Linked DNA regions of Homo sapiens: region 1 is linked to region 2. The links are chromatin loops, found by intact Hi-C in ENCODE. Cell type or tissue: endothelial cell of umbilical vein. All regions are shown on one strand. Each heading gives the region's core, and the rest is flanking DNA. Links, peaks and the distances in the headings are about the cores only.

The links. Hi-C counts contacts between places; a loop is a spot of excess contacts. Peaks named below come from ENCODE experiments on the same cell type or tissue, not always from the same donor. Only the 100,000 strongest peaks of a DNase experiment are listed, where the experiment ranks them.
Region 1: a loop joins it to region 2, with 4 times the contacts of the local background. A loop is called at or near these places in 9 of 110 quality-filtered maps.

Annotation. Positions count from the first base shown.
Region 1 is chr5:138,031,091-138,041,360 of GRCh38, reverse strand. It overlaps FAM13B (family with sequence similarity 13 member B), which reads left to right and starts at 8,282. Exons shown (of 24, transcript NM_001385994.1): 1 at 8,282-8,579. FAM13B-AS1 (FAM13B antisense RNA 1) reads right to left here and starts at 8,587. Exons shown (of 2, transcript NR_037900.2): 1 at 8,409-8,587; 2 at 2,428-5,168. LOC124901077 (a long non-coding RNA gene) reads right to left here and starts at 8,222. Exons shown (of 2, transcript XR_007058952.1): 1 at 8,110-8,222; 2 at 6,688-7,866. RefSeq lists enhancers at 4,893-5,102, 8,210-9,093, 9,194-9,253 and silencers at 8,574-8,623, 8,634-8,703. In endothelial cell of umbilical vein, for the core only: a CTCF peak has its summit at 5,225; DNase peaks (open chromatin) are centred at 5,190, 8,560 and 8,910; H3K4me3 peaks cover 1,729 bases; H3K27ac peaks cover 1,399 bases.
Region 2 is chr5:137,625,169-137,635,438 of GRCh38, reverse strand. KLHL3 (kelch like family member 3) reads left to right here. Exons shown (of 15, transcript NM_017415.3): 12 at 1,274-1,402; 13 at 7,002-7,142; 14 at 9,543-9,686. Among named protein-coding and RNA genes, the nearest start is that of MIR874, 17 kb to the left of the region's middle. RefSeq lists an enhancer at 4,481-5,231 and a silencer at 5,618-5,787. In endothelial cell of umbilical vein, for the core only: a CTCF peak has its summit at 5,715 (motif pointing left); a DNase peak (open chromatin) is centred at 5,668.

The sequences.
Region 1 (10,270 bases), core at 1,430-9,429, 410 kb before region 2:
ACCCTCTCACAATAGTATATGTTAAATTATTGAACAATAGTAGAATTTAGATATTGTTGCCATTATTTTGGATAGTGTTTAGATTTACAGCAAACATGCAAACAATTTTCTTTGTTCACCATTACTTCTCGCATTTTGGATCTTCCTTCTGGAAGATGGTAATTTTCTCTTAACATTTTGAAGATACGCTGCAGTATCATTTGGCTTCTATTGTTACTATTGAAAGGTCAGCTGTCAGCCAAATTATCTTTTCTTTGAAGATTAGTGTCTTTTCTTTTCTTTTTTTTTTTTTTTTTTGAGATGGAGTCTTGCTCTGTTGCCTAGGCTGGAGTGCAGTGGCGCAATCTCAGCTCACTGCAACCTCTGCCTCCCAGGTTCAAGTGATTCTCCTGCCTTAGCCTCTCGAGTAGCTGGGATTACAGGCGTGTGCCACCACACCCAGCTAATTTTTGTAATTTTAGTAGAGGCAGGGTTTTGCCATGTTGGTCAGGCTGGTCTCGAACTCCTGACCTCAGGCAATCTGCTCATGTTGGCCTCCCAGAGTGCTGGGATTACAGGCGTGAGCCACTGTGCCCGGCCTAATGTCTTTTCTTGCTGCCTAATTTTAAGATCCCCTTTCTCTCTGGGTACTAAATTTTATGTGTGCATTTTATACTTTTCAGCATGGCAAGTTTTGGTCTTCCAGAATTTAGGATATTTACCTTCAATTCTGGAAAATGTTCAGCCACTATTTCTTTGAATATTGTCTTCCCTCCATTCTATTATCTCCTTCTTTTTTGTTTGTTTTGTTTTTGAGACGGTGTCTACGTCGCCCAGGCTGGAGTGCAGTGGCGCGATCTCGGCTCACGGTAATCTCCGCCTCCCAGATTCAAGCAATTCTCCTGCCTCAGCCTCCTGAGTAGCTGGGATCACAGGCATGCACCACCATGCCGAGCTAATTTTTTTTAATATTTTTAGTAGAGACAGCGTTTCACCATATTGGCCAGGCTGGTCTGGAATTCCTGACCTTGTGATCGGCCCGCCTCGGCCTCCCAAAGTGCTGGGATTACAGGCTTGAGCCACCGTGCCCGGCCTTTTTTTTTTTTTTTTTTTTTTTTTGAGACAGAGTCTTGCTCTGTCGCCAGGCTGAAGTGCAGTGGTGCAATCTCGGCTCACTGCAACCTCTGCCTCCTGGGTTCAAATGATTCTCCTGCCTCAGCCTCCCCAGTAGCTGGGATTACAGGCATGCGCCACTACGCCTAGCTAACTTTGTATTTTTAGTAGAGATGGGGTTTCACTATGTTGGTCAGGCTGGTCTTGAACTCCTGACCTCGTGATCCGCCTTCCTCGGCCTCCCAAAGTGCTGGGATTACAGGCTTGAACCACCGTGCCCGGCCAGGTTGGTTTCTTTCTATGAAGGCCTAAAATAGGGATGTACACCTTCATGTTTTGGAGCTTCTCTGCTGATGAGCTTGGGGATTCAGAAAACATTAAATGCTTCTGTAAATTGTTATATACTCTAGTGGAAAAGAGTAGTTAGGTGTAAATGTTTGGCAAAAAATACAGCTGTAGTTAAACTGCAAACTGCAAACATTGGCGTTGTCAGTTTGCCACAGAAAATGTGGTCTGAATGGAAGGTGCCTGAAGGCTAGGCATGGTGGCTCATGCCTGTAATCCCAGCACTTTGGGAGGCCGAGGTGGGAGGATCTCTTGAGCCCAGGAGTTAGAGGCCACCCTGGGCAATGTAGTGATAATACGTCTCTAAGAAAAAAAAAAAAAAAAGCTGGGCATGGTGGCACATGCCTGTAGTCCCAGATACTTGGGAGGCTGAGGTGGGAGGATTGCTTGAGCCTGGGATACTGAGGCTGCAGTGAGCTATAATTGGGCCACTGGACCCAGACCCTGACTCAAAGGGGAAAAAAAAGGTGCTGAGAAGCAACTTGGCTGGTCAAATGATAGGAAGGCTCAAAAGCCTAGAGCCTGTAAGGAACAGGTAGGATATGCAAAATGGTGAGACCCTCCTGCCTAGATTTCTGGTTAAAAAGGCAGCAGAAAGTTCATGATTTTGTGAAGGTCATAATCTCACTGAATCTCAGAGCAGTTTTTTCTTTCCCCTATATGGATACAGGCAGAGGGAAGAAGAGAAAGGGATATTTATTCTTTGTTATTTATTTATTTTCAACAATAAAAGTTCTGATTGTGGAAAAAATATCTAGCTGATTATAGGAATTTAATAAAGAAACCAAAACAAATTAGTCTTATAGCTGATGATAGTATTGGCCTACATTATTGTCATACACTGAATTCTGAGTTATCAGGCCAAATATGTGGACTTGGCAAAGATGAGACTTACTGTTAATTGTTCCAGCTCTCCAAACTGGATGTGACTGGCACCAGTGGCTATATGAGTGAATATAGAAGCTGAAATCCACATTATGTTAACTTTGGTTCTATTCCACCAAAATATTTTATTCCAGAGATATGTAAGATGAAGCTTTTCCAGGGCAGAGATCATGATCATATCGCCTAGCACAGTGCCTGACCCATAATAGCTGCCCAAGAAATATGTGTTGAATAAATAAATGGCACAAAGGTTATTCTGGGTTGCTAAGATCAGAACAGTATTTGCCATTATTTTGGAGGTTGGCGTGGGATTTGTACACCCTGGAACAGTTTCTTCTCTTTGCAGCTAGTGATATTTTTCTGTTTATGAAAAACACACATTCTTGCACACTGGCACAATGGTCCTGGGCAAAGTGGCACAGAAAGATTTCCACTCCATTTCTTGGAAGAGCCAGCAATACATCTCTCTAATGGTGAGTTGCTTCTCTTTTACCAGAGGATTTAAATTTGATGTGTTTTTAGTTCTTCCTTTCTTCCCAGTAGAGGAGACTACCTCAAGGAGAAAATTCATTAGCTGAGTTTGACTGAATTTGATAGCATTTTACTGCTCTGTGAGAATCAAGAGTAGTCACAATCTCATCTCCATATGCACTTGTTTTTCCCTGCACACAAGACTGCATGTAATGATGGCTTCCTATCTGTATTTACAGTCATGTCTTGTTCTACAAATGGGCAGTGTAAATATGCTTCTAATTGGGGAAGAGATGTGCTTGTATTTACTGTAACTTACAAGGCTCAGAAGATCTTAAAACCAGCACCGAGAGTTTGGGGGAATTCTTAGTGGTTCTTGGTTTTCATTTACAAATAGATAGACAAAGATTTGGCAATTTCTGTCAAGAAAGGTGTTCACACTGGGCCTCATTCCTGGCAATAAATCCAGATATGAAAGCAAGACATTTTCAGGTTGTTCTCTAGGCCTCTGAATGCAGTATAGGAGAGGGAACTGAAAAAATTGTATATGGCTAATAAAGCACTTTTATGCATACCAATTCATTTAAGTCTGTTTCCCTATTTGACTAATGGGGAATCTAAGGTACAACTAAGTTAAGTAACTTGACCAGAGTCAAAAGGCTAGTAACAGGGCTAGAACTGGAACTTGGAATGTTTGTTTTATCTATTTTACTTTTAAGTGATAGAATTGGTGGGGATAGAATATATCTTTTTGGCTTTTCTGGCTAGGGTGGCTCGTTTCTTATTAACATCGTATTAAGAAAGACAAGGCAGCCTTGACTGAACTCAAGTTAATCTATATCCCAGTACTCAAACAGCCTTGCTCAGGGAGATCAGTAACGGTAAGGAAAACACCTGATTAAAAGTTTCCTTACTGATGGTGCAAGGGAAGGGCTCAACATCCTGCTACATCTGGAAGAGATGAATTCAGTCAAACTCATGTAAAGGATGGAAGAACCCATTTGCATTCTCTGTGAATAATGAGGGCATTATTAGCCATCTGTAAAGTAACTGCAGAGACAGCTACTTCCTGACTTCAAGTCTCATTCCAGTGACACTGGTGACCTTGGGGAGGCAGATATGCTGAGGTCCTCCCTGGCATCTAGAATGCAGTCCAGGTTGTAGCAAAGATATATTCCTTCCACAGTGATGTGACTCATGACCTTACTTCTGAGAGGCATAATGCCTCTGTTCAGATAAGCTGGGATAGAATGCTTGTTTTCCAGGCTTAAAAGTCATCTTGCAAATAAATAACAATTTTATCTCAAGTAGTAATTTTCCTGGCATGGCCTCATCTCCAGAAGGAGTCTTGGAAACACAAAGGATTGGTCTATACCAGTCACTTCTCATCCTGGCCAAATAGCTATTGCAAATGCTATTTTTGACTCTATTGATATATTGAAATGTGACGTTTCCATCTACAGGTAAAGAATTTGTAGGAAAAAAAGAAGAAAAAGTGATGTAATTTTGAAGTATTCTTTTAGTGAGGTATTCTCTCATCTCTGTAACAAACAGAATTGCTGTTCTTTGCTGTAGGGGCTGTCCTGTGCCGTAAAGGATGTTTACCAGCATCCTTGACCTTCTCCCACCAGCCAATAGCACCTCTCCAGTGGTGACAATCAAAAATGTCTGTATTCAGCAGATCCTGAATTCAGAAGGAAAAAAAAAGTTTAAAAAAAAACCAAAAATGTCTGCACACATGGTCCCCCAAAATTGTCGCAGTTGAGAACCACTGTTTTAACTGAAGCAACAAGATTATTATAAAAGAAACCATCTTCTTCCCTCCATCCACCAAAAAACTAAAGTAATTTCTGAGATAGACCCCCTCTAGAAATTTCAGAGGATTTAGACAAAGCAGGTAGATTAAATACTCAGTTATTTAGTTATAAAAGGCCAAACCAGAATTATTGAGGACAATGTCTTTGGAGACTGTTGCTGGTGAGCTGTGATTCTTACCACAGGTGCCTGCCTGCCTTTTACTTCAAGTCGAGGGAGTGGGCCTTCAATGGATCTGCTCAGAGCACTTGACTTGTACCTCCTGCAGTCTGAGGGGCACCGTGGGCCTGTGTCTGACTCCCACAGGCTGGCGGCTGTTTTGGCAGCAGAGTAGAGGAATGTTGAATCTGCACTGGGATTAGCCTGTACTCCCAAGTTTGTTCGGGCAAGAGGTGCCTGAGAGCTTCCTGTGGACCAGGTGTGGGCCATACAGAGCTGTCACTAGGCTAACACAGCAGCACCATGAGAAAAAAGCTCTCCTTCGTCCAGACGCTTTGCTTCCATCTATTGGGAAGCAGTCGTTGTAATTTAGTTTGGACAAAACACTTTACTGCCACCTGCTGGAAAAACATTAAAATAAATAACATACAGAACTACAGTGAGAATGATGTGAATGGCACCCCCTAGGGTACGGAGTGCACAACCTTGTCCCACAATAAAGGGTCACTTGCAAATGGACGAGTGTGAGAGTCATCTCAGATCCTATCTGACAGGGCCTTTACAGAGATGCCCAGGTTTCAACAGACAAGTAGTTGGAGGTGCGTGGAAAGAAGTAAATAACTGCCAAAATAGCTTTACGCTTAGACCAATAGAATTATGGGGGAGAAACCACCAGAGAAGGGGGATGGTGGTAGTCTCTGAGGTATCCATGAAAAAATAAGTCAGCTTTAAGCATCTACCATGCCCAGGGAATGTCAAACCATCATACAAAGTTAACAACTTTCCTGCTCCTTTTTCTCCCTGCCTTCCCCAGATTTGGTTATGATTAGTTAAGCCGGGAGGAGAAAGACTAGGCAGGTTAAAGATGACTATGGTCCCCTCTTTAGGGCAAGCAATGAGACAACTGTTCCCAGCTGAAAAAGAGGAAAACATTTCACTCTTTGTGACTCAATGACAACAGGACTCTATTCCTAAGGAGACCACAGAACCCCTAAAAACTCATGGAACCTGCCTGAGTTTTCAATTAGGTACATGACAGATCTACTCCCACTGCACAAATTGAAAGGCATGGCAAAAGATACAAAATAAAAGTGTTTGTTTTGAATTATAGCCCATGTGGCCCCTATGTTGAACATACTGTTTTTATATTATCAAGTAGGATCTAGAGAATATATCTTCCAAGAATATGTTCTGCAGTTTTTGAGGGGGAAAATGGTCATTGATCAATTCATTTGTTTTTTGAGATCCCATACTTTGTGGGTAGGGTATAAAAACGCAAGGGAGGCCGGGCACGGTGGCTCACGCCTGTAATCACAGCACTTTGGGAGGCTGAGGTGGGAGGATCACTTGAGGCCAGGAGTTCAAGAGAGGCCTGGGCAACATAGGGAAACCCATCTCTAAAAAAATTTTAAAATTAGCCAGGCATGGTGGCATGTCCCTGTAGTCCCAGCTACTCAGGAGACTAGGGTAGGAATGCTGCTGGAGGCCAGGAAGTTGAGGCTGTATTGAGCCATAATCCAGACACTGGACCCCAGCCTGAGTGACAGAGCAAGACCTTGTCTCACCAAAAAAAAAAAAAAAAAAAAAAAAAAAAAAAAGGCAAGGGAATCCTTCCCTCTGGGAGCTTACATCTTAGGTTTCATATTCAGAGCAAAGTATTTATTACAGTCAGTTATGTCAACAAGAGCCTGTGTTGCATATGTGGGGCAGGCGGAGGAGGTTTTTAACTCTCTTCGGATTTACTCTCAAGACTTTTACGCACTTATGATAAAGCTTTTGAAGCAATCATATTGCTCCTGTTCTCCAAGCATGGAATCACAGGTAAAGCTTTCATTTAAGATATTTAAAGAGAGATACAAGGCTAAATGCACAGACTGCATCTTCACTGGGCTGCTCTGAAATCAGGCTCTGTTGATCCTGTTTGGCAGATTTGGAAACTTTTATTTCACTTCGCTCAAGTTTAAATAGGCTCTGAGAAATTAATTCGGATAAAACAATTCAACCCAGTGAACAGTGTCCGATTTGTAAACCATGATATGAATTTATTGACAAAAACTGTACAGCTAGTATAACTAGTCCTAGTTATATGCCTTGGACAATCCCTTCTTATTGGGTATGTAGATTTATTTGAGAGACTCCCTGAATGATGGAAAGGCTACTAGCTGAGTTTGGAATCAGAGTATGGGCCTTTGTATGCTCTTAACGGAGATCCAGAATTTAGGTTTGCTAGGATATAAACTCCACGAAGGCAGGGATTTACTGACGTATCTTAAGAGACTAGAACATAGTAAGCATTCACTAAGTATCTGTTGAATGAGTGAGTGAATCTGAATTAAGATTTAACTGCCCTGAGAGTAAGTGTTGGTTCTGGTCATTAGAATCAGTTGCCTCGTTCCTGGACAGAGTTCCTGGGAGCCTCATAGAACATTCTTATTCAGATTCTTCTGGTTTTAGACTCTTTGTGGACCCCACCCTTCGGTTATGACAGCATTAACTGGGTATGTGACACTTAGGTTACACATGGTTTACTCTCTCTGATGAAATGTGGGAGACACTGTGGCCTCTGTAGCCCATTTACAGATCATTTCATAGGGTAACTTTATTTTTTTCAAATCTTGTCCCAAGTTCTATGAGGGTTCTTGTTTTACATTTTCCAAGTTACTAACTTCCAGCTCAGGTAGGTAAGGGACAACTGAATTGTGGTGGCTGCTATTTTTTGTGCAGGTGTTGATCTACCGGCTGTCAAGGAGTCCAAATGGAAGATCTCAAAGCCCTTAACAGACTATAACAAAGAAGAGATTGGCTGAATATTCATACCCTTGTGAGTTCAAGGGAGTTGTAGGGATGGTCTGGGTAGCCATGCAAGTTCAGAGAGCTCATTCTTTCTGCCTCCTTTCAGCTCTGCCTCCGCAGCTGGCTGATTTTAGTATACGAAGCTCCCTGTAAGCCCGCAGCCTATCGACTTCCACAGTCCCAGACTAAGGCACCGAAGCCTTACTGTTCTCTCTGGAGTCTAGGTCAGGTCCTGAGGTGAAGGGGTAGGGTGGGGGCGGGCAGGACGCAGGTGCAGCCCCGTGGTCCCGGATCTAACTCACATCTCTGGGAATGGGAACCGAAGTCACCGCTTAGGTCTCCCCCAGCGGTTTTCGGTTCAGGTCTCTGTGCTCCTCACCTGGATATGGGCGCCCTGGGGGCCTGGCTTCCTCCGCAGAGACCAGAAGCGATCTCTGTGTTCCGGATTTTCCCTTTATCTTTCCTCTCCCCAGTGTCCTCTCTGTTTCCCAACCTCCCCATACCGAGGACCCCACAACCCGCCCCGGGATGGCGCCTGGCTGCTCGCACCCTAATTCAGGACCCCAATTGGTGGGAGAGGAACCGCGGTCCTCAAGCTTGCAGGACACAGGGCCGCTGCCCGGAATGCTGTGGGGGTGGGGACCCTCGCCGCCCCGCCCCCACCAGCGGCCTGCCCCGCCCCCTCCCACGCACGTCACGTCCGGCCCGGCCTCCGCCCGCCAGCCGCTCTCCTCCCGCTCGCCGTTAGGGAGGCTCTGCACCTCAGCCGCCGCCTCTGTCGCCACTCTCTCCCCCTGTTCCGCGTCTGCGTCGCCACCACCGCCGGGGGTATCCGGGGGGTCGCTTACCGGGCTGGCCCCGCGCCACAGCCGTAGCTTTAACCTCCCGTCAGCGGCCGCCCCAGGAAGAGGCTTCTCGGCCGCGGAGCCACTTGGGGCCTCAGTTCTCGCCCTCTTGCCGTCGCCGCGGGTCCTGGAGAAGCGGCCGCGGCCAGGGAACGGGGCATCGCGGTTCCAACGGTAGGTAAACGGGCGGGTACCCGGATCTGCGCATGCGCGGGTTGCAGGTCGCCGCGGCCCTTCCCCTCCTGTTGCCCCCCAGCGCCGCCTGCCACCCGCGCCTGCTCTCGGGCGTTGCGTTTCGGGATGTGGAGGACTCTAGCAGGTGGGGCGTTCCGTGGAGAGGGCCCCCTTTCCGCTGGAGAAAGAGGAAGATGAAGCCGTGTCCCTGGCTGCCGGGGGGTGTGGCAGCCTTGGATTTGCAGCGGCTGCAGTGCAGTTGAGCGGGCGTGCCCCTCACCTCCAGCCCCTCCAGAGTAGATGGCGCGACACCCCACGTTTCTTTGCTGACCTCTCCTGCCCGCTGGCGCTGCGCCTCTTCCCCGCCCACTTCCTTCATGCTGGGCAGTGAAGTTGATGTAGAAGAAAAAGGAGTGTGTTTTATTCTGGGCTCAACTGCGCCCCTTTTTAAGGTCACGTGAGATGAGTGGTTGCGGACTTCCTTAAATCGCTCAGAGAATATAGCCAAAATTGGGCTGTTGGTGCACTGGGGCCTTGTCTAGAATGCGCTCTGCATAGGCCAGGCTGGAGGGGGACACTTTGTATAGCATTAGGGTTCGCGTGGCACGCCTGGTTTCCTAGATGAGGTTGTAGGAATCGGTTGGCACATTTGCGCAGTGGGAAACTGTTAAGCCCTTTTTGTTTGTAATCAGTTAAAATCAAACTGACTTTTAGAAAGACGGTGGATTATTTCATTTGGTTCCCCGTTTCGCCTTCTAATCAGTGAAAAAAGTTGGGCATTTACTTTGAAGGATCTGATAATCTAAAATGGTAGCCAGAATCATTACCAGTAGTAATGCAGACTATTAACATTAACTGGGGTGCACCTGTTTAGAGAGACAGACATTAAAGGGTGGTTTTGAATTATTTGTCTTTTTAGAGCTGGGTTAGTGTGAGGCTATTTTCAACCTTCCTTTTTTGGTAACCTTGAAATGCTTGTTGGCCTGGTTTTCTCACAGGTACTGTGCATTTACTAAGTGCTTGTTGATGGAATTGAATGGACTGATAATTATTTGTATATCCATTGGGAGCGCCTTCTTACTTTTTTTTTTTTTTCCTTGAGACAGTTTCGCTCTGTCGTACAGGCTGGAGTGCAGTGGAGCGATCTCGGTTCACTGCAACCTCCTCCTCCCGGATTCAAGCGATTCTCCTGCCTCAGCCTCCTGAGTAGCTGGGACTACAGGCGCCCGCCACCACGCCTGACTAATTTTTGTATTTTTGGTAGAGATCAGATTTCACTAAGTTGGCCAGGCTGGTCTTGAACTGACCTCAAGTGATCCGCCTGCCTCAGCCTCCCAGAGTTCTGGGATTACAGGCGTGAGTCACCGTGCCTTGCCCCCTTCTTACTTTTTTAATCCGTGCTGCTTTTAAAATTGGAGTAATAGTTTCTCCAGTTTAATTTTATTACTAATTTAGACACGTGTGTGACACAGCTTAAGTTCTTGGAAAATGTAGAAGGGCATATTGCAGTGGCATAATTCATTGGGTGGTGTAAATGTTAGTTTTTTTTATTAGAATGTCATTGTTTTAGGAGAGAAAATGGCTGAAATGAATCTGTTGACTTGTCAGTGTTTCCCCACCAATAAAATAACTGCTTTTATAATCAGTTATGAATAACCTCAATCCATCGCTGCATAGCTCCTCCATCATCG
Region 2 (10,270 bases), core at 1,690-9,689:
GAGCAGAGAGTGTGCTATGGATATTTCGCATCTGAACCAGCACATACCATGCAAGTAGCCTGGACCCTAGAAGAGCTGCTTAGTCAGGTTTTTAAAAAATTTTGACTTTGGTGAGTGCAGAACTGAGGACGATGTGTTTCTTTCTTTTAGATGGGTCAATTGAGAGGACCCTGGGGCAGAAAACAAAGCCAGGCTCGATGATGATAGAAGAAAAACATTTTTATATTTGATAATACAGCAGTAGTTCTGGTAGCAGAGTATAGGTTTGAGCCTGAGAATCTTTCTAACTTAAAATAATTGCAGATTTTCAAATACTAGTAGTATTCTTGGTGTCTGTCCATCAAGAAAGCACATGTGACCAAAAAATCTACTGAGTAAGTAATCCTGTTAAATAGATTTGCATTTGGTGATATTTATTTAGTCTACAGCTAGTGTGACTCCTCCCCCTGTTCCCACAGAAGAGACCATCCCATTGCATTTTAAGACTAAATTTTAAACCCAAAATGTTTGAATTTCTGCTTTGGGATAGCTCAAATGCCAAATTTTTCCTCCTGTGTCCAACCTCACTCTCAGCCCTCAGCCCCCAGCCCCAGGCAGAAATGATGCTCTTGGGTAGCAGCTTAATGGTATTTTAATTTAAAAGTAAATGACGGCACCTCAGGGCTCTTGTGCATGGCTCAGAGATCACAGGGTAGTCTGCAGAAAAATTCCAGCCACCCTGGCCCACAATGTACAAAGAACACTCCATTCACACACTCTACCTGCCAAGGTTGTGGAAGGGGTAGAGACAATGGCTAAGACAGGTTTTGGGTTCTCATTGAATAATAATTTTCCATATTTACTTCATCTGCTATGTCAAGCCTTTAGCCAGAAAGATGGTCTGCCTGCCTATAGCTGGGGGCCTTCTAGCTTTCCATCTATCTGGTGCTGGTGTCTTGTTCTAGAGAAAATTTAACCTAATTCATCAGCAAGATTATGTTGAGCCCCAGTGGTGCCAGGCCATAGCTTTGTGCTGGGTATTTGCGGGTACTTATTTAGAAAGACGTTAAGTGTTTGCTTCTAAGGAGCTCATGGCTTAAGAGCAAGTAGAATATGTGAAGAAATGTGAAGGATGCTTTGCTTGGTTGAGGAGTAAGTTGGTGGTCCCCTGGAGAAAGAGGGAACAGAATTCTGAGGTAAGGGTGCCCCAGTTGGTTGCAGATAGGGTTTCAGCTGAGCTCTGGTTTCATGCCAGTATCCCTGGCACCACACTCAGCCACTTTGTCTATTGCAGGGAAGCTATATGCTGTTGGGGGTTATGATGGAGCTTCCCGCCAGTGTCTGAGCACTGTGGAGCAGTACAACCCAGCGACCAATGAATGGATATACGTGGCGGACATGAGCACCCGCCGCAGTGGCGCAGGTATGGGAGAACCTCGGGGTGCTGGCTGTGTCTGATTTGCTCACAAGTGGGTCCTTAAATTTTTTTGTTTTATTTTAGATTTAGAGGGTACATGTGCAGGTTTGTTACATGGATATATTGCATAATGGTCGAGTTTGGGCTTCTAGTGTACCCATCACGCAAATAGTGACCATTGAACCCAATGGGTAATTTTTCAACTTTCACCCTCCTCCCAGACTTATCCCTTTTGGAATCCCCAGTGTCTATTGTTCTCATCTTTATGTCCATGTATACCCATTATTTAGCCTGTACATATAAGTGAGAACATGCAGTATTTGATTTTTTGTTTCTGGGTTATCTCACATAGGATTATGGCCTCCAGCTCCATCCATGTTGCTGCAAAGGACATGATTTCACTCTTTTTTTGGTTGCATAAGATTCCATGGTGTATACATACTATATTTTCTTTAATCAGCCATTGATGGATACTTAGATTGATTATATGACTTTGTGGTAGTCAGTAGTGCTGCTTTAAACATAATAACTGTACATGTCTTTTTAATATAATGATTTCTTTTCCTTTGCATAGATACCCAGTAGTGGGATTGCTGGGTCAAATGGTAGTTATATTTTGAGTTCTTTGAGAAATCCCCATACTGTTTTTCCATAGAGGTTGTATTAATTTATATTTCCACAACAGTGTATAAGCATACCCTTTTCTCTGCAACCATGCTAAAGTCTTTTTTTTTTTAAACTTTTTTTTTTTTTTTTTTTTTTTTGAGATGAAGTCTCACTCTGTTGCCCAGGCTAGAGTGCAGTGGCGCTATCTCGGCTCACTGCAAGCTCCGCCTCCCGGGTTCCGCCATTCTCCTGCCTCAGCCTCCCGAGTAGCTGGGACTACAGGCACCCACCACCATGCCCGGCAAATTTTTTGTATTTGTAGTAGAGTTGGGGTTTCACCCTGTTAGCCAGGATGGTCTCAATCTCCTGACCTCATGATCCACCTGCCTCGGCCTCTCAAAGTGCTGGGATTGCAGGCATGAGCCACTGCACCCGGCCTTTTTTGACTTTTTAGTAATAGCCATCTGTAAGATGATATCTCACTGTGGTTTTAATCTTCATTTTTCTGATGATTACGATGTTAAGCATTTTTTCATATGATTATTGGCCACACTGGCATGCCTTATTTTGAGAAATGTCTGTATGTATATCCTTTGCCTGCTTTTTAATGGGGTTGTTTTTTCCTTGTTGAGTTGTTGGAGTTCCTTGTATATTCTGAACATTAATCCTTTGTTGGGGGGCATAATTTGCAAATATTTTCTCCCATTCTGTAGGTTGACTGTTTGTTGATTATTTCTTATGTTGTGGAGAAGCTTTTTTTGTTTGTTTAATTAAGTCCCATTTGTCTATTTTTGTTTTTGTTGCACTTTCCGTTTGGCATCTTAGTCATAAATTGTTTGCCTAGGCCAATGCCCAGAAGAGTTTTTTCTAGGTTTTCTTCTAGGACTTTTATAGTTTCAGGTCTTATATTTAAGTCTTTAATCCATCTTCAGTTAATTTTTGTATATGGTAAGAGATAGAGGTCTAGTTTCATTTTTCTGTATGTGGCTAGCCACATACAACACCATTTATTGAATAGAGAGTCTTTTCCCCATTGTTTTATTTTTGTCGACTTTTTTGAAGATCAGCTTGTTATAGGTATGTGGCTTTGTTTCTGGGTTCTCTATTCTGTTCCATTGTTCTCTGTGTCTATTTTTGGTACCAGCACCATGCTGTTTTAGTTACTATAGCCTTGTAATATAATTTGAAGTCAGGTAATGTGATACTTCTGACTTTGTTCTTTTTGGTTAAGATTGGCTTTGGCTATTCGGGCTCTTTTTTGGTTCTGTATAAACTTTAGGATTGTTTTTTCTAATTCTATGAGGAATGATGTTGATAGTTTGATAGGAATTGTGTTGAATCTGTAGATTCCTTCAGGGAATATGGTCATTTTAATGATATTGATTCTTCCAATCCATGAATATGGGATGTTTTTCCAGTTTGTGTAATCTGTGATTTCTTTAATCAGTCATGAGTGGGTATTGGTTCAACAACTTAACATTTTATTTTACCTCCTCCTCCTCCTTTCATTTTGCTGTATATAATCCTACTAGCACCTTTGCAGCTAGACACAGTACTTTATAAGTTAACCTTTCCTGGGGGATCACTAGAGAATGGATGAGATAATACGCTCCTCCTCATCATACCTTATGTTTCTATGAAGGTGTTTATATCTTTTGAAAGTTAAGGCTTACTATGTGCCAGGCACTGTCCTAACAAGTACTTTTTATGCCTCAATCCATTTAATCCTCACTGCAGCCCTACGAGGTGGATACAATATGAATTGCACTTATCAGATTTAGAAAGGAGGTCTGCCAGTGGTTGAGTAATTTGCCCAAGGTCATATAATTAGTAATGCTGACTCCAGAGTTAGCTTTTTAAATCCCTAAATTATCAGTCTTATTCCTCTGAAGTAGTAGGACAAGTCTTCAGTTGACAAAGCTGAGCTTGCCTGTCTGGAATTGAAAGCCAAGCTATTAGTGTTCATGTCTGGAGATAACTTATGTCCCCCACTCCCACTTTTCCTCACTTCAACCTATTCCCCAACATGTGAAGAAAATGACTTTTCAAAAGGTTTTCCACTTCTACTTTTTGTCAGAAAACCAGAAGCTCTATGATCCTTTGGGATTTTTCAGGAAGCAGAGCAACAGCCCCTTCTCCCCTGCTTTGTCTTCCCATCCATTGTCTTAGAGGCCCAAAGGGAAGGGTCTGAGGGCAGACAGAGGCATCAGTCCACTGGCTCTTTACTGCTGGTTCCTGTGGTCAGTGGTGACTGATTACCAATCTGATCCTGGCGGGAAGACTGTGTGACTTCTGAGAAGGGAAGCCACATTCCCGCAATGTTATTCCTTTCTCTCTCTCTCTCTCTTTTTTTTTTTTTTTTTTTTTGTATTTTTGGAGATTGAGTTGTGATCTCGTTTTATAGTACCAAACATATGACCACTTCCTCATCATTCTTTAAAAAGTATGCTATTTTAATATTTTTAAAGAGCCTTTGTGTGCTCACTGGTTTCAAAAATAAAATCTGCATGATTCCATTTAAGAAGTGTTTGTGTTTGGAGTGCTATTTTTAGAGAATTTTTGTCTCTGCTGATTCTGACAGGTTGGCCCTTCCTGAACGTGGGGCCATTGCCTGGAAGTCAGGAGGCCCGGGACTTGGTGCTGGGTCTGCTGTCATTTGCCATATGACCTTCCTTGGGCAAATCCCTTCCCTTATTCTGGCCTCTAATTCCTTATATGTGAAATGAGTGGGTTGTAGGGTTGTAGTAGGTGTTCCCTAAGAACCAAGTCGATCCACAAATCCCATGATTCTTTTCCCGTCATAAACCTCTTTCAGACATTTTGGTTTCTAAAGTTTTGGTAGAGTCTTCGTACTCCCTAGAAATCCTCTGTTGTGACGTAAGGGTGAGAGCTCAGCATGCCTGGGGCAGCACACCCTGAGATGTGTGACTGCTCCTAGGGCCGAAAGCCTGGGGAGGCAGCCAGGCACGAAGTTGGAGGGCAGACCTGCCTTAGGAAGCTCAGGCTTGTCTCTGTGGAGGGAGCCGCCTTTGGAGACTACAGCTGCTTTGTCTCTGCCACGCTGCTGAAATGGTTATTGCTGGGTGGACATCACCTGGCCCTAGTCCTGTCTCTTACCTACACTGGAGGACCTGGAGGGTGACACCTCTATTGCCTGGGAGTCCAGTGTCCCTGGGAGGCACACTGACCTTGATTTAGGAAATCAAAACCAAGCCTTTTTCCTGAGGTTACTGTCAGAGCCCTGGCCTCAGGCTCCCAGGTCAGCCTTTCTTCAGTGCTTCACTTTCGTAAGATTTGGGCAAGTCTCACCTCTGGAGTTGGGAACCCACATGCATGTCGAGGTGGGTGTTTTTGGCTGAAGACCCAGAGACCAAAGGCCCTGGCCTTTGGCTGCCTGAGGCCCTTTGAGGTGCCAGGAGCCCCTGTGGCTCTAGGTCCAGGAAACGGCTGCATGAATGTTTATGGATGAGGCTGCACTAGGGCAGAGGCAGAGTTGCCTGAGTGCCTGGAACGCAGCTCGCTTCCTCAGCAGGGTGTGGGCAATGCCACCAGATGGTTAGGGGAAAAAAGAGGCCATCTCTCAGGGAATGCGTGTTCCTGCTGAGCATGGAGGAAAGGAAGGTGAGGCAGCTTTGGAACTCAACAAATTTTATTAAACCTGTCAGTTAGAGAGAGCCATTGTTGGTACAACAGCACCATCTGCTGTTAGTTTAGAGCAACTGCTAGGAGCTACTAGCATACCTGCATAATTGCTGGGAGGGATTTTATTAATTTATATTTTTGTTATTCAAGCAATATCTCTTGAGAACCTACTGCTGTGGAGCACAGGGAAGCAGACGAGGACAAGGTAAAAACAGTCCTCATCCATATGGAGTTATAGTCTACAAGTCTGGTTCTTGGGTCTGAAACCTGACTGCACATCCCAGTCACCTGAGGAACTTTCTGCACATCCCAGTCACCTGAGGAACTTTTTCTGACTCCTGACCAGTGTGGAATCTGTCTTTCAAAAAGCTTCCCAGTCGATTGAGATGCAGCCTGCCCATGGAGTGGAGAAGTCTGTGGTCCATGTGAACTACTGATCTAGTACAACTCTTTCCCTTTACAAATAGGGAAACTGAGGCCCAGAAAGGGGAAGGGTCACCCAGTGAGCAAGTCAGAGAGACAGGTCCAGAACACAGGTGTCCTAGCTACCAGGTCAGTTGCACTTTCTAGATACTGTGCTGTCTTCCTTCTTTATGGCTTTCATCTTCTTGTTGTATAAAAGGATTTTAAAAGATTATACTAAAACTTGTAAACGAAGCAATTCTAGCACTCAGCTCAGGCTGATCAACACGGTGAGTGATCTGATAATGCCCTCTGCAGTACAGGAGGAGAGAAGTGGGCAGAAAGGTCAGCTTCTGCTTACACGACCAGCAGGGAGGCCTCCCTGATGATAATTTCAGCACTTTTGCTGTGTGGCTAGTTTCAATTTTTAACTCTTTTTACTCAACTAATATAAGGATGAGTAAGTAATACAGCATTGTAGGAAAACTAGGCAATATAGATAGGCAAAAAAGGAAAATGAATGTAATTTACCACTCAGAAATAATTATTCTTAATATTTTAATGGATTTATTTCAGTATTTTTTGTCTTTTTTTCTTTGCTTATGAACATCCTCTCCCGTATGTATGTATGTATGTATGTATGTATGTATGTATGTATGTCTGTCTGTCTGTGTGTGTGTATATATATATATATATTTTTTAATGTTTTTTAAAAACAGAATTTGGGTCACATTTGCATTATATTTCAAAGTTTTGAGGTTGCTAGTCTTATGAGGAGGCAGGTAGGGTGTCATTATATTTGTTTTACAGATGAGGACACTGAGGTCCAGGGAGACAAAATGGCACTCCCCAAGTCCCCTCACTGGTCAGGGCTGTCCAGGACTGGATGCCAGGCCTCCTGATTTCTGGTTACTGTAGTCAGCATGAGGCTGGGATGCTGTGCTCTGCCTTTCAGGGGTTGGAGTGCTTAGCGGACAGCTGTACGCCACAGGTGGGCATGATGGGCCTTTGGTGAGGAAGAGCGTTGAGGTTTACGATCCTGGAACAAATACCTGGAAGCAAGTGGCAGACATGAACATGTGCCGGCGCAACGCAGGTAATGACTGCTCTCTCCATCTCCCCTTTGGGGGTTGTGTGCCTTTTCTCCCTGAAGACACTGGCTCTAAACAGCAGGGAGATTTCCCAGGGTCTGGAGCTGAGCGTATATCCTGAACAGGGAGTGTGCATTTGCCAGGTGGGCTCTTGATTAGAGGAGGGGAGAAATTGAGACCCCAAAAGCTAGCTGCAGATCCTGCAACCTAGATGCAGAGGATCCCCTTTCCCCGCAGTGAAGGGTGATGACTTTTACCGCACACAGATGAGCACAGACCTGGGAAAGTCCTCTGGTTGCCATCAGTGCCCGCTGCCCAACAGCTTTAGTAGGTAGCTAAGGACAGGGCTCTGTGGACAAGGGCCAGACAATGGCACTTGGTTCTATCTTTTCTTTGCCAGTGCCTGGCTAGGAGAACTTCTCACTTCCTACTTGAAAGCAGTCTCCTTCCTTGCAGGGACAGTTGGACCCTTGATGAGTTCTCCTTTCCTTATTGCTTTCTTTGTATTCCTGTCTTTGCTTTCCTTCTTGTCTCCTATGCCTTCCTGTAGGAAAGATTTACTGTAGTGTATTTAGGTTTATATTTCTTGGAGCATGAGGCCCCTTTTAAGCTATTTCCTTTTTGAGCTTTGCCTTGTGGGTCGTGTACTGTGTCAGTATATCCTTTATGCCTCTTTGCTTTAGGAAAGTGTTGGCTTAGCCCAACTTCCCAGGCTGGAAGGACACACAGGTGACTTTCAGGCAGATCCATTTTCATTATTCTCATATTACCTGTTTGCTAAGCCCATTCGTGGCTGACTTGGAAGTGTAAACCGGGGGGGGGGGTGGTGATATTTACTAATTTACTCATTGCCTAAGCCTGCTGCCAAGTTCTCATTTGGCTTTAAGCCACATGAGCAAAGAATTACAGGACCCTTAAGGCAGCTAGTCTATCTAGAACCTGGGAATTCAGTTTAGATGTAAATGTGTGTTTGTATAAAATTCATACATAGATATTTCTATTTTTTAATAACAAAAATGGAATTACACTATAACACTATTTTATAACCTGTTTTTTAAAAAAACTCACTTTACAATCTCTCATGAACGTCTTATTACAACACTAAACTTATTTATATGATATTATTTTAAATGACTATATCATAATTTAAACAACCAATCTACTATTGGACACAGGTTATTTCCATCTTTTCTATCCTATAAGTAATACTTGAGTGATTATAAATGGTCTTTATAGCTAAATTAGTACACACATTTAAAATTATTTCTTTAGAATAAAAGGCCAGAAATGGATTTTTTTTTTTTTGAGACAGGATCTCGCTCTCTCAGGCTAGATTGTAGTGGCATAATCTTGGCTCTGCAACTCTGCCTCCTGGGCTCAAGAGATCCTCCCACCTCAGCCTCCTGAGTAGGTGGGACCACAGTTATGCGCCATCACGCCTGGCTAATTTCTGTATTTTTTGTAGAGACAGGGTTTCACCATGTTGCCCAGGTTGGTCTTGAACTCCTGGGCTCAAGTGATCCATCTGCCTTGGCCTCCCAAAGTGCTGGGATTACAGGTGTGAGCCACTGTGCCTGGCCAGAAGTAGAATTTTTTAATCAGAGGAAGCACATGTATTTTAGACGCCATCCAGGAGGGTGTCCATTTTTTCGTCTCACCAGTATTTGAGAGTACCTTCAGCAACACTGATAATTACTACTTTTTAGAGTATCACCAATCCCTTAATCTAATTTTGAAAAAATACACAACATATTGGACTGTGGCCTTTGAAAGTCTTAATGAGCAATAATTCATTACATTTTCCTATGCCTTAGACCCTGCTGTATGAGACCTTGCCCAAAATCCATCTCCCTTTGAGATCAGAGTAGGAGCTGTTCTGCATCCCTGGGAGTTGTGTGTGAATGTAGACCCAGTCTTGTAAAGGGATTAGAGACATAACCATCAGCATCACACAGTGTGAATATAACATAGGGCTTATCAGGGAAAAACTTAGCAGCAGAGAAGGAGTAGCATGCATGAAGTCCCCTGAATTGTCTTATTCCCTAGCTCAGGCCTGGCACAGGAGGTCTGTATACACCTTTCCATTAAAGAGGGGTCTGTGCCCATATGCTCTACATACTTATAGTATAGGTATGTGTGTGGCGGGGGGCATACACGTTATAAGTAATCAAAACTCCCTGGTCAGAGAAATGATCCTGTTAGGAAGAAGGATCCTTGGAGCCCAGTGGCTGTTGTCAATATTTTCTTTCACTTAGCAAACTCAAACCTGTGGAGCCAAATCTCTGTTGTATTGCCATGAAGGGAGGAAAAGAGCCTCCCAGGCTATCCAGATTTGTCTCTTGATCAATTCTGATCTCTTAGTGCACCTGCTGTGATGTCTCCCATGGCTTTTGTTTGACTCACAGGGGTCTGTGCAGTAAATGGGCTCCTGTATGTGGTTGGAGGGGATGATGGATCCTGCAACTTGGCTTCGGTGGAGTACTACAATCCTGTCACTGACAAATGGACGCTGCTTCCAACGAACATGAGCACGGGGCGGAGCTATGCAGGTCAGTGTGTGCCATCTCCATGCCCATCCGAGAGGCCTCCAACACACTGGGGGAATGAGGGTTGGGTGGGCCAGTGGGATGAGGGGATGTGAGCTTGCTTAACTTGGGCCTGAGTGCCTCCTCCAGGGATGACAGGTAATTGTTACATGGCCACCACTCCTTCATTCTGCACTCATGACAGATATTGATAATTAGCACTTATTAACCCCTGCCCCTGCCCGAACCCTGTGAACCTGAAGATAGCCTCAGAATTTATAACATTCATTCCATCGAACCACTTCCAACTGAACTGAGTTGTCACAAGTGATTTTAGAATTTCATTGCCATTCCTGGTTTACTTTGTGCCAGGCTCCTAGATGGCATAAGATGCGATTGTTGTTGTCCAGGGTCGAATTGGACAACTGGGAAGACAAGATGATGCATATACAAGTTCTAAATGACATACGCTAGACAGGTTTTAGCACATGAAAGACTGGTGAGAACTGGCAAAGCCAGGGAACCCTTCCTGGAGGAGATAGGCTCAATTAAACTTTGAGGGTGGATCACAATCACACAAATAGCTGTCCTTTACTGCGTGGCTGGCC